Linked DNA regions of Mus musculus: region 2 is linked to region 1. The links are chromatin loops, found by intact Hi-C in ENCODE. Cell type or tissue: heart. All regions are shown on one strand. Each heading gives the region's core, and the rest is flanking DNA. Links, peaks and the distances in the headings are about the cores only.

Evidence for each region. Hi-C counts contacts between places; a loop is a spot of excess contacts. Peaks named below come from ENCODE experiments on the same cell type or tissue, not always from the same donor. Only the 100,000 strongest peaks of a DNase experiment are listed, where the experiment ranks them.
Region 2: it touches region 1 in a loop (4-fold over the local background); 10 of 42 quality-filtered maps call a loop at or near these places.

Annotation. Positions count from the first base shown.
Region 1 is chr2:126,994,596-126,998,993 of GRCm38, reverse strand. No RefSeq gene overlaps it. Among named protein-coding and RNA genes, the nearest start is that of Ap4e1, 12 kb to the left of the region's middle. In heart, for the core only: a CTCF peak has its summit at 2,000; no DNase peak of the experiment used is centred there; H3K27ac peaks cover 371 bases.
Region 2 is chr2:126,793,524-126,797,921 of GRCm38, reverse strand. It overlaps Trpm7 (transient receptor potential cation channel, subfamily M, member 7), which reads left to right. Exons shown (of 39, transcript NM_021450.2): 34 at 1-260; 35 at 373-455; 36 at 606-811; 37 at 2,428-2,479; 38 at 2,584-2,690. Among named protein-coding and RNA genes, the nearest start is that of Usp50, 12 kb to the right of the region's middle. In heart, for the core only: a CTCF peak has its summit at 2,040; no DNase peak of the experiment used is centred there.

The DNA of each region.
Region 1 (4,398 bases), core at 229-4,228:
GGTCCGGAGTTCAAATCCCAGCAACCACATGGTGGCTCACAACCATCCGTAACGAGATCTGACGCCCTCTTCTGGTGTGTCTGAAGACAGCTACAGTGTACTTACATATAATAAATAAATAAATCTAAAAAAAAAAAAAATAAATGCTCACTAAAGTCTGATTCAGCTTTCTGAAGGCATGTTATGTGAGTGAGCAAACACATTTATTTATTTAAATGGAGTTACTGTACCCGAGGTGATGATGCTCCCCGCAAAAGGCTCAGTACCAGGTATGGGAAACTCCCCTTGATTTACTGTCAGAAGAATACAAGAATTCCAACAACACGCCCACCAACCTCCCACAAAAACCAAAAACCAATATGGATCATTGCCACTGCCCTCGGTTGACTTCCAGAACTTGAAGGCAAGACCTTATTGCTGAAGACACCACACACTTCAGACACAGACTTGGAGAAATTGAACTGGAACTGAGATGGGCGCCTCCTGCAGAGGACTAGCTCCGACACATGCAGGTGCTAAACAAGCTGCCCAGTGAGAGGAGCAATCTATAGGCCTATCCAGCTGTGAAACCCAAGGACCATAGGCATAACAAAGCAAGATAGCTCGCATGGTCAATAGTCGCTTTTATCTTGTAACCATGGCTGTCTAATTGGATTGTTCCAGGACATCCAGGGTTTCTCAATGGGCAGAAATCCACTTTTGGTACTGTAATCCTAGCCAACTGGTTACCCGTGGCCAGAGAGCTCATAGACCCGAGTGGAGACCCTAATCCTGCCTTTTTCCTAAACCGATGTAATTTCTAACTTTATCCTAAACTCTTCCTTGAACCTTGAAGATAAGAGTTGCTCTCACACCCCATCAAAGAAGCTTTCTTATGTAACAGATGGAGACTATTACAGAGACCCACCCTGGTCAAAACGCAGAGATTACAGATCTGTGGGGTGTCCAACCCCAACTGACACGTATTCAAAACAAGCCCTACGCCCAAGGCTCAAGGAAAATCATAGAAGGGGCAGAAAGACTATAAGACTCATGGTCCAGGACACTTGTTACTAGATAGTATCCCCTAAGCATGACAGGGCAAATGCACCCACTAATGATTGTGTGAAGACTGGCTAAAGACAACATCAGCTGACATGCCAATGTGGACACAGGATGTTCCATATGGACCCACGCCTAGAAGAGCTACAATGACCAATAGTTGCTGAAAGAGAGAATGACTTTCCTCCAGGAGAGCCAGCCCTGCATAGGATGTGCAATCCCAAGTGGTCAACTCGAGATAATTGTACATATAAGCAATGCTGAATGCCCTCAGAGGATGCATACACATATGTATTTATATATGTATATGTAAAAATAATAAAGACAAGGCCATGCATTGGGAGGGATAGACACTGGAGCAGTTTGACGGATGAGGAAAGGCAAGGAGTGGATAGAGACTCAATGCTCATGTGCAAAGCTCTCAAAAAGTTATAAAAGGAATTTAAAATAATGAAGAAAAAAGAGGTGTCTCTGTTGGAGGCTATGTACAAGAAGAAGGTATTCCAAATCTAGCTTTTGAGGTAGTATCAATGACCCACAAGAATACAGTGTTACAAAGCCTGTTGTTAAGTTGATCTTAAGATACTCTCTCAGGGAAGAGGGACACAAGAAGACAATGTTATAAAGTGGCCTTTGGTAGGAGGAGTGCTTAGGAGACAGGCTTACAGATGGCAGTATTAAGGTAGTCTCTGATGCCGGGCGTGTTGGCGCACACCTTTAATCCCAGCACTCGGGAGGCAGAGGCAGGCGGATTTCTGAGTTTGAGGCCAGCATGGTCTACAAAGTGAGTTCCAGGACAGCCAGGTCTATACAGAGAAACCCTGTCTCGAAAAACAAAACAACAAACAAACAAACAAGGTGGTCTCTGTTGTGGTGAATAATGCCAACCTAACTCCTTTCATTGCAGATCCAACAAGCTTCCTCAATAGCTGGAGGGTAGCTGCAGTTCTCTCTGCTGTCACTAGATGACCGTCTATACTCAGAGGAGAAAGAAAAGAAAGCCAACTGGATCCCAAGGCCAGGATCATTCCAAAGAGGAAGTAAACCAAAATAGACCGTTTGTAAGTGCGGTACTCAATAATAAACAGTAGGAAGGCCTTGTTTTTCTACAGAATATGTGGGGCTTGCCTTCAAAGACTCTGTCTCTGGATAAGTTAATGACTATTATCTTCTATCCTCTATTTTGTGGCTTCTTTCTTTTTTATTTTGGCGTTTGTTGTTAGTTCCTGTTTTGTTTGAATCAGACTCTCACTGGCTTTCCTAGAACTCACAGTGTAGACCAGGCTGGCCTCAAATCCATGGCTTTATCCTCCTGCCTCTACCTCCTCTTAGGTGCTAGGACTAGATTTCAGGCACCCCAATCCTGGCTATGATTTGTTGATCCTATTCTCTCCTATTGCCTTCTCTCTCTCAGACTAAAATTCACAGGAGAAGCACAAAGCAATTTTTTGATAAGTCAATACTTGAAATACCTTTCTCCAGATAGAATTTCTTTAAAAAATTTTTTTACTTATTATTATAAATAAGTACACTGTTGCTGTCTTCAGACACACTAGAAGAGGGTGTCAAATCTCATTACGGGTAGTTGTGAGCCACCATGTGATTGCTGGAATTTGAACTCAGGACCTTCAGAAGAGCAGTCAGTGCTCTTGCCCAGTGAGCCATCCACTAGCCCCAGATAGAGTTTCTTATGCTCTCACGCATACTTCCGTAACATTTGGAAATACCTAGATTAGATCAGATCAAGATCCACACAGCTACAAATCCTCTTGGTAACTTATGCTGACTCTCTAGTATTGGTACATTGGTAGTATGTGTGTCTGTGGAAATTTCTTGTAAGAGTGTATTAGATTTTTTTTTTTTTTTTTTTTTTGGTTTTTCGAGACAGGGTTTCTCTTTATATCTCTGGCTGTCCTGGAGCTCACTTTGTAGACCAGGCTGGCCTCGAACTCAGAAATCCGTCTGCCTCTGCCTCCCGAGTGCTGGGATTAAAGGCGTGTGCCACCATGCCTGGCTGTATTAGAATTTTTAAATGACCTTTAAAACATTACTGATGAAACGCAGCTACCTTAGTATAACCCCCACTCTGCATCTTCCCTTCCTTTGCCTGTCCATGAGTTTTGGTAAAGTCTCCTTAGGTCTATTTCCAAATCTGTAATGTTACTGGTCTATTACACAGAGATTACTCACTTCGTATGGAAATTGAGAGCTGCAGAAAGAATAGCTTGTGAGGAATTATCAAAGTTTGGAACTGACTTCCAGTGGGAAGTGCATGAGCATACCTTTTTTTTTTTTTTTTTTTTTTTGCCTTTTATCTGTGTATATGTCTGCCATGCTCACATGTGCTCTATCGTGAGAGAATCCAGACATTGCATCTTTTCCTCTTTGGATTTTGTCTTTATACGACAGTTGCTTTATACGACACCTGACTGGCCCAGCAGCTTCCAAGGATTCTCTGGTCTCTGCTTCCCATCTCCTCATAAGAGTGCTGGGATTTCAGACACGCGCTACCATCATGTCTGGCTCACATGGGCATTGGGGATTGAAATCTGGTCCTCACACTTGGGTGATGGGCACTTTACCCACTGAGGCATTTTTCTAGTCCTACACGATTTATTACACTCGCCAGGGTTTACTTACAAGTTTTGTTGCTACTGTTAGGACTCTTCACACATTAGTAACAAGTAATGAGAGAAAGAATTTTTATATTGACCCAGAAATTCTGGAAGCTATCTAGGCAGAAATCAATGTGGGCTCTTGAAAGCAGCTGGAGTGGCAAAAAAAAAAAAAAAAAAAAAAAAAATCAGCCAGTGTGATGTGGCTTTTCAATTACCTTAGCTATAAAGTGTGGCTATTAACTGAATAGTTAATTGGCTCCACCCGAAATGGAACCATAAAAGCATTTGGTCCCACAGGCTAAAGAACATGTTGTACCTGTTGAAAACTGTTAAAAGGCACCTTTAAAAGTCTGGCCATAACTGAGCAATGACTAAATGTAACCTTATTAGGCCAGACATTTTAGATGGTAGCAATGGTGACTACCTACACAGAACTGTGCCCAGACAGCCAAGTCTAAATCCTACCTCTGCCATTTACAGTCTGTACAACTCTAATTACATATTTTACATTCACGAGCCTTTCTATCTCCATCTCTATAATGAGCTCAACAGTAACTATCCTTCTGACCTGTAGGATCTGAATAATTAAGTTAGATCACACACAGAAAAGAACTTTGAAGACGCGACACAACACAAATATTAGTTACAGCGCCTAAGCCAGGCAGTCATATTTTACAGCTGGTGAAGCTGACTGACTTGGCTAAGGACCAGTTGTGGCTGAGTTAGGTTGAGGACAGAT
Region 2 (4,398 bases), core at 222-4,221, 200 kb after region 1:
TGGAGGAGAGTTCTCCCAGTATACTGAATAACAGCATGTCTTCATGGTCTCAGCTAGGCCTCTGTGCCAAAATTGAGTTTTTAAGTAAAGAGGAAATGGGAGGTGGTTTACGAAGAGCAGTCAAAGTGCTGTGTACCTGGTCAGAGCACGATATCCTGAAGTCAGGGCATCTCTATATCATTAAGTCATTTCTTCCTGAGGTGATAAACACATGGTCAAGCATTTATAAAGAAGATACGGTTCTACATCTCTGTCTCAGAGTAAGTGTCAGTGAACTTGACTGTAAGCTGTGATCTGAGTTTCCTATTTTAACTTTGGAAGTGTGAATAAATGAAATCTTACATATTGATAAGGCCCTTCCCTTTTCTATAGGAAATACAACAACAGAGAGCAGCACAAAAGCTCACATTTGCCTTTAATCAGATGAAACCCAAATCCATACCATATTCTCCAAGGTAAATGTTTGCCTTTGGTGGGGACTTCGTATTACTTAGATGGCAGTCTTTATTGGCACTCATTGTTGCTGGTGTGTATTTGCTATGCATTGCTACTTATCAATTAGAATCTCACTTACAATCCCCGGTGATATCTGACTTTTTTGTAAGGTTCCTTGAAGTTTTCCTGTTGTACTGCCATTCAGCAGGGCAGTGGTTTGCTGTAGAAGAGTGCATGACTGGTGAATTTAGAAAATACAACAACAATAATGGTGATGAAATCATTCCTACAAATACTCTAGAAGAGATCATGCTAGCCTTTAGCCACTGGACCTATGAATATACCAGAGGGGAGTTACTGGTACTTGACTTACAAGGTAAATCTAATACTAATTGAATTACTGAAGTGAAGTTCTCACCTATTCACATATTACACATGATATACAGATATCTGCTAGTTTAAAATCTTAGGCTGGTAGACAGTGTAAAATGAGTCATTTACAGTCATTGAGTATAGTCATTGGGGTTTTGAATAATGAGATTGGTTGTCTTAACTTTTATTGAGGTATAGTTTTACTATGCATCCCAAACTGGCCTGGTACTTGTAACTTTCCTGCCCGAGTCTCCCAAGTGCTGTGACTGAAGGGATGTGCCACCACACCTAGCCTAACTAATTTTTTTCCTTTTTTTTTTTCCGACACAGGGCTTCTCTGTGTAGCCCTGGCTGTCCTGGAACTCACTTTGTAGACCTCGAACTCAGAAATCTGCCTGCTTCTGCCTCCCAAGTGCTGGGATTAAAGGTGTTTGTCACCACTGGCTGGCTAGCCTAGCTATCTTAATAGTTAGGGTGATACATATTCATATGAAATCTACTACAATACTCTTAGTTGTCTAACTCTTAGTATTTCCTAGGTATAAAAATCATTTTTTTACCAAAGCAGTAATGAATGTCTTTGTTTTTTGTTTTATGTTATCTTTCACTAAACTATCCAAAAATAAATTAGTAGCTTATAACAACTGCTTAACTCATGGCTTCCAGAAACTCGGGGATGTCAGAAGAGGGCAGCAGATCCCCTGGAACTGCAGTTCTTAGACTGTCCCCTGGAGTTCCAGGCAGTTGTGAGCCTCTGTGTGGGTGCTGGGAAAAGCAGTAAGTGCTCTTACACTCTGAGCCATTTCTTCTGCCCCATACATCCAGAACTTAGATAGACTAGATATCTCATCACTATTGTCCTTTCTGAGAGCTTGAATTGCTGAAGACATTGGATAGTTTATTTGGAATTAAATATCTTAGATCTTGGTTCACTACTATCTTCGTAACTAAAATGGGGTTTCCTATAGTAGGATGATTTTAGGTAGTTGGACTTAGATGGCAGCTGCTTTTTCCAAGAGAGAAAGCTCAGACTCTTTCCCCACCCTGGTTCTTTGGGTTTTGAGACAGACTCACAGTGTATCCTTGTAGCCTTGTAGCCTTGTAGCCTTGTAGCCTTGGCTGACCTGGAACTGGCTACTTAAACCAGGCAAACTCAAACTCACACATCCTCCTTCCTCTCCTTCAGGAGTGCTGGGATTAATGGTGTGAGCCACCCCACCTAGTGGTAGAAAGCCAGAACAAGGGCTTGTTCCAGATTCTTTCCACCTATTCTCCCCTCACCTGTGATTTTCACACCTTAGGCAGGCACTGTACGACTACTAACTACCCTGCTGTTTACATCGCCCTCTATATCACTAAGTCTGAGGTATTGGATAAATTTGTAGCATGGAGGTACGTGCTACATTGGTAGACCTTCACTCCAGTTTTAATTTTGCTTCTGTGGCCAGAGCTGTTGCTGCTCTCATTTCTGTCAGTGGGCTCCTAAATTGGCTTGAGAGATAAGTGAGATTTATTAACATTGTGATTAAGAATTATGCTATAAAATATCTCCACACTTTTATTATGTGAACATAAACCTTTATATCATGTTATTTGTCTTTTTTATGTATGCATTTAAAGGAGTGGGAGAAAACTTGACTGACCCATCTGTAATAAAAGCTGAAGAAAAAAGGTAATGAGATTTAACTGTTTTGTTGTGGCATAATTTGCTGTTTTCAACTCCACATTTCCACTTCTTTAAACTTAAACTCCCTTCTTTACTCACCAATTCTGCAGATCCTGTGACATGGTTTTTGGCCCTGCCAATCTAGGAGAAGATGCAATAAAAAACTTCAGAGCCAAACATCACTGTAATTCTTGCTGTCGAAAGCTTAAACTTCCAGGTAAAAATTTTCACTCCTTATCTGCTATGTGATCCAAGCTAGCTTTGAATTCAAGATTTGGCTACCCTAGTCTCTGGGTTACTGGAATTATATACATTTGCTGTCATGCTGAGCTTATAGGATTTTAATCCATATGCTGTATATGGTGCTTACTATAAAAAGGCCAAAGGTACAAAGATTTGGGTAATGGCCTGGAATTCCTGTTGTGGTGGCTCCTTCATAAGTACACGTGAGCTCTTCTTCCATTACTCCAGGTCCAGAGGGTTTGGCTCCTTTTTCTGGTCTGTGAGGGCACTAGACACACATATGATATGCATACATAAATACAAGTAAAACACTTGCACACACCTAGAAAAGTAAACACAGCTTAGAGGGAGAAAATTATTTTAATTTTGCTTAAAAATAAAAAATTTTAAAATGTCAGTTTAAATATTTTTTAAAGCCATTAACTGTACTTTTACACTTTGATTAAATTGAGAATTTTTTTTCTCTTTGTTTCTTTAAAATGTTCATTTTGGTGGGCATAGTTATACATGCCTCTAATTCCAGCATTCAGGAAACAGAGTCTTGTGTATCTCTGAATTTTAAGGCCAGCCTGGACTACATAGGCAATTCTAGGTTAGCCAAGGCTAAATAAACTTTCTTTCTCAAAATGGGGTTGAGGGTGTATTAATTCTTTGGGAGTTCCACACACTGGCTTAATCGTATTCACTGCCTGCCATACCTCCTGTTTACCTGTGTGTCTTCCTTTTTTTCTTAAACCCATCAAGTCCATTTGTGCTACCCATATATTCCTGGGTGTGTTCAACTTACCAGGAATTACTTGGTTGGGGAGTTAGGGGGTGGGGTCTTGCTTTGTGTATCAGGCTGGCTCTGAATTTCTAGATCCGCCTGCCTCAGCCTGGCCACACCTGACATTTTATGTGGGTTCTGAGAATAAAACTCTAGTCCTTATGCTTGTGTGACAAGTATTTTACTGACTGAGCCATCTATACTGAGCTATCTATAGGGACATTTTTAAAGAATACTGACTTTCCTCTCCCAGGTAGTTCCTTGACTATGGTTAGAACTTACCTGTCACCTCTCCATTTTGACATTTGGTCTACATGGGGCTTGTGCTGTTAGAATCACTGTGAGTGCTTATATATGCAGCTGCTCTCCTGTGTCTGGAAGACATCGCTCCCTTGTGTTTATATACTTCTTGTGGCTCTTAGTCTTTTCTATCACTCCTTCCCCAGTGTGTTTTCTGTTCTCTTCATGTTTAGTTTGGTTTTGTTGTTGTTGTTGTTGTTGTTTTTGTTTGTTTGGTTTTTTGTTTGTTTGTTTGTTTTGTTTTTTTTTTTTTGTCTGTGTGTGTATTCAAGATACTCCTGTCAGGTGTTTTAACTGTTAAAGATAATTCACACTTTGTAGATTGCCTCTTCACTCAAATGATAGTGGTTTTTGCGTACAGAAACATTTTAGTTTCATGAGGTCTGTTTATTAATTTTTGGTCTTAAATGTCTACAAGGCTAGGATCCTGTTGGGAAAGTCCTTTCGTGTACCAGTGAATTGAAGTCTATTCCCAACTGTATCTATCTGAGTCAGCACATCAGATCTTATGTTGAGTTCCTTGATACAGTCATGGTTGAGTTTTGTGCTGGATGAGACACAAGTATCAGATTTCATTCTTCTACATGTAGCTATCTAGTTTGTAAAAGCACATCTG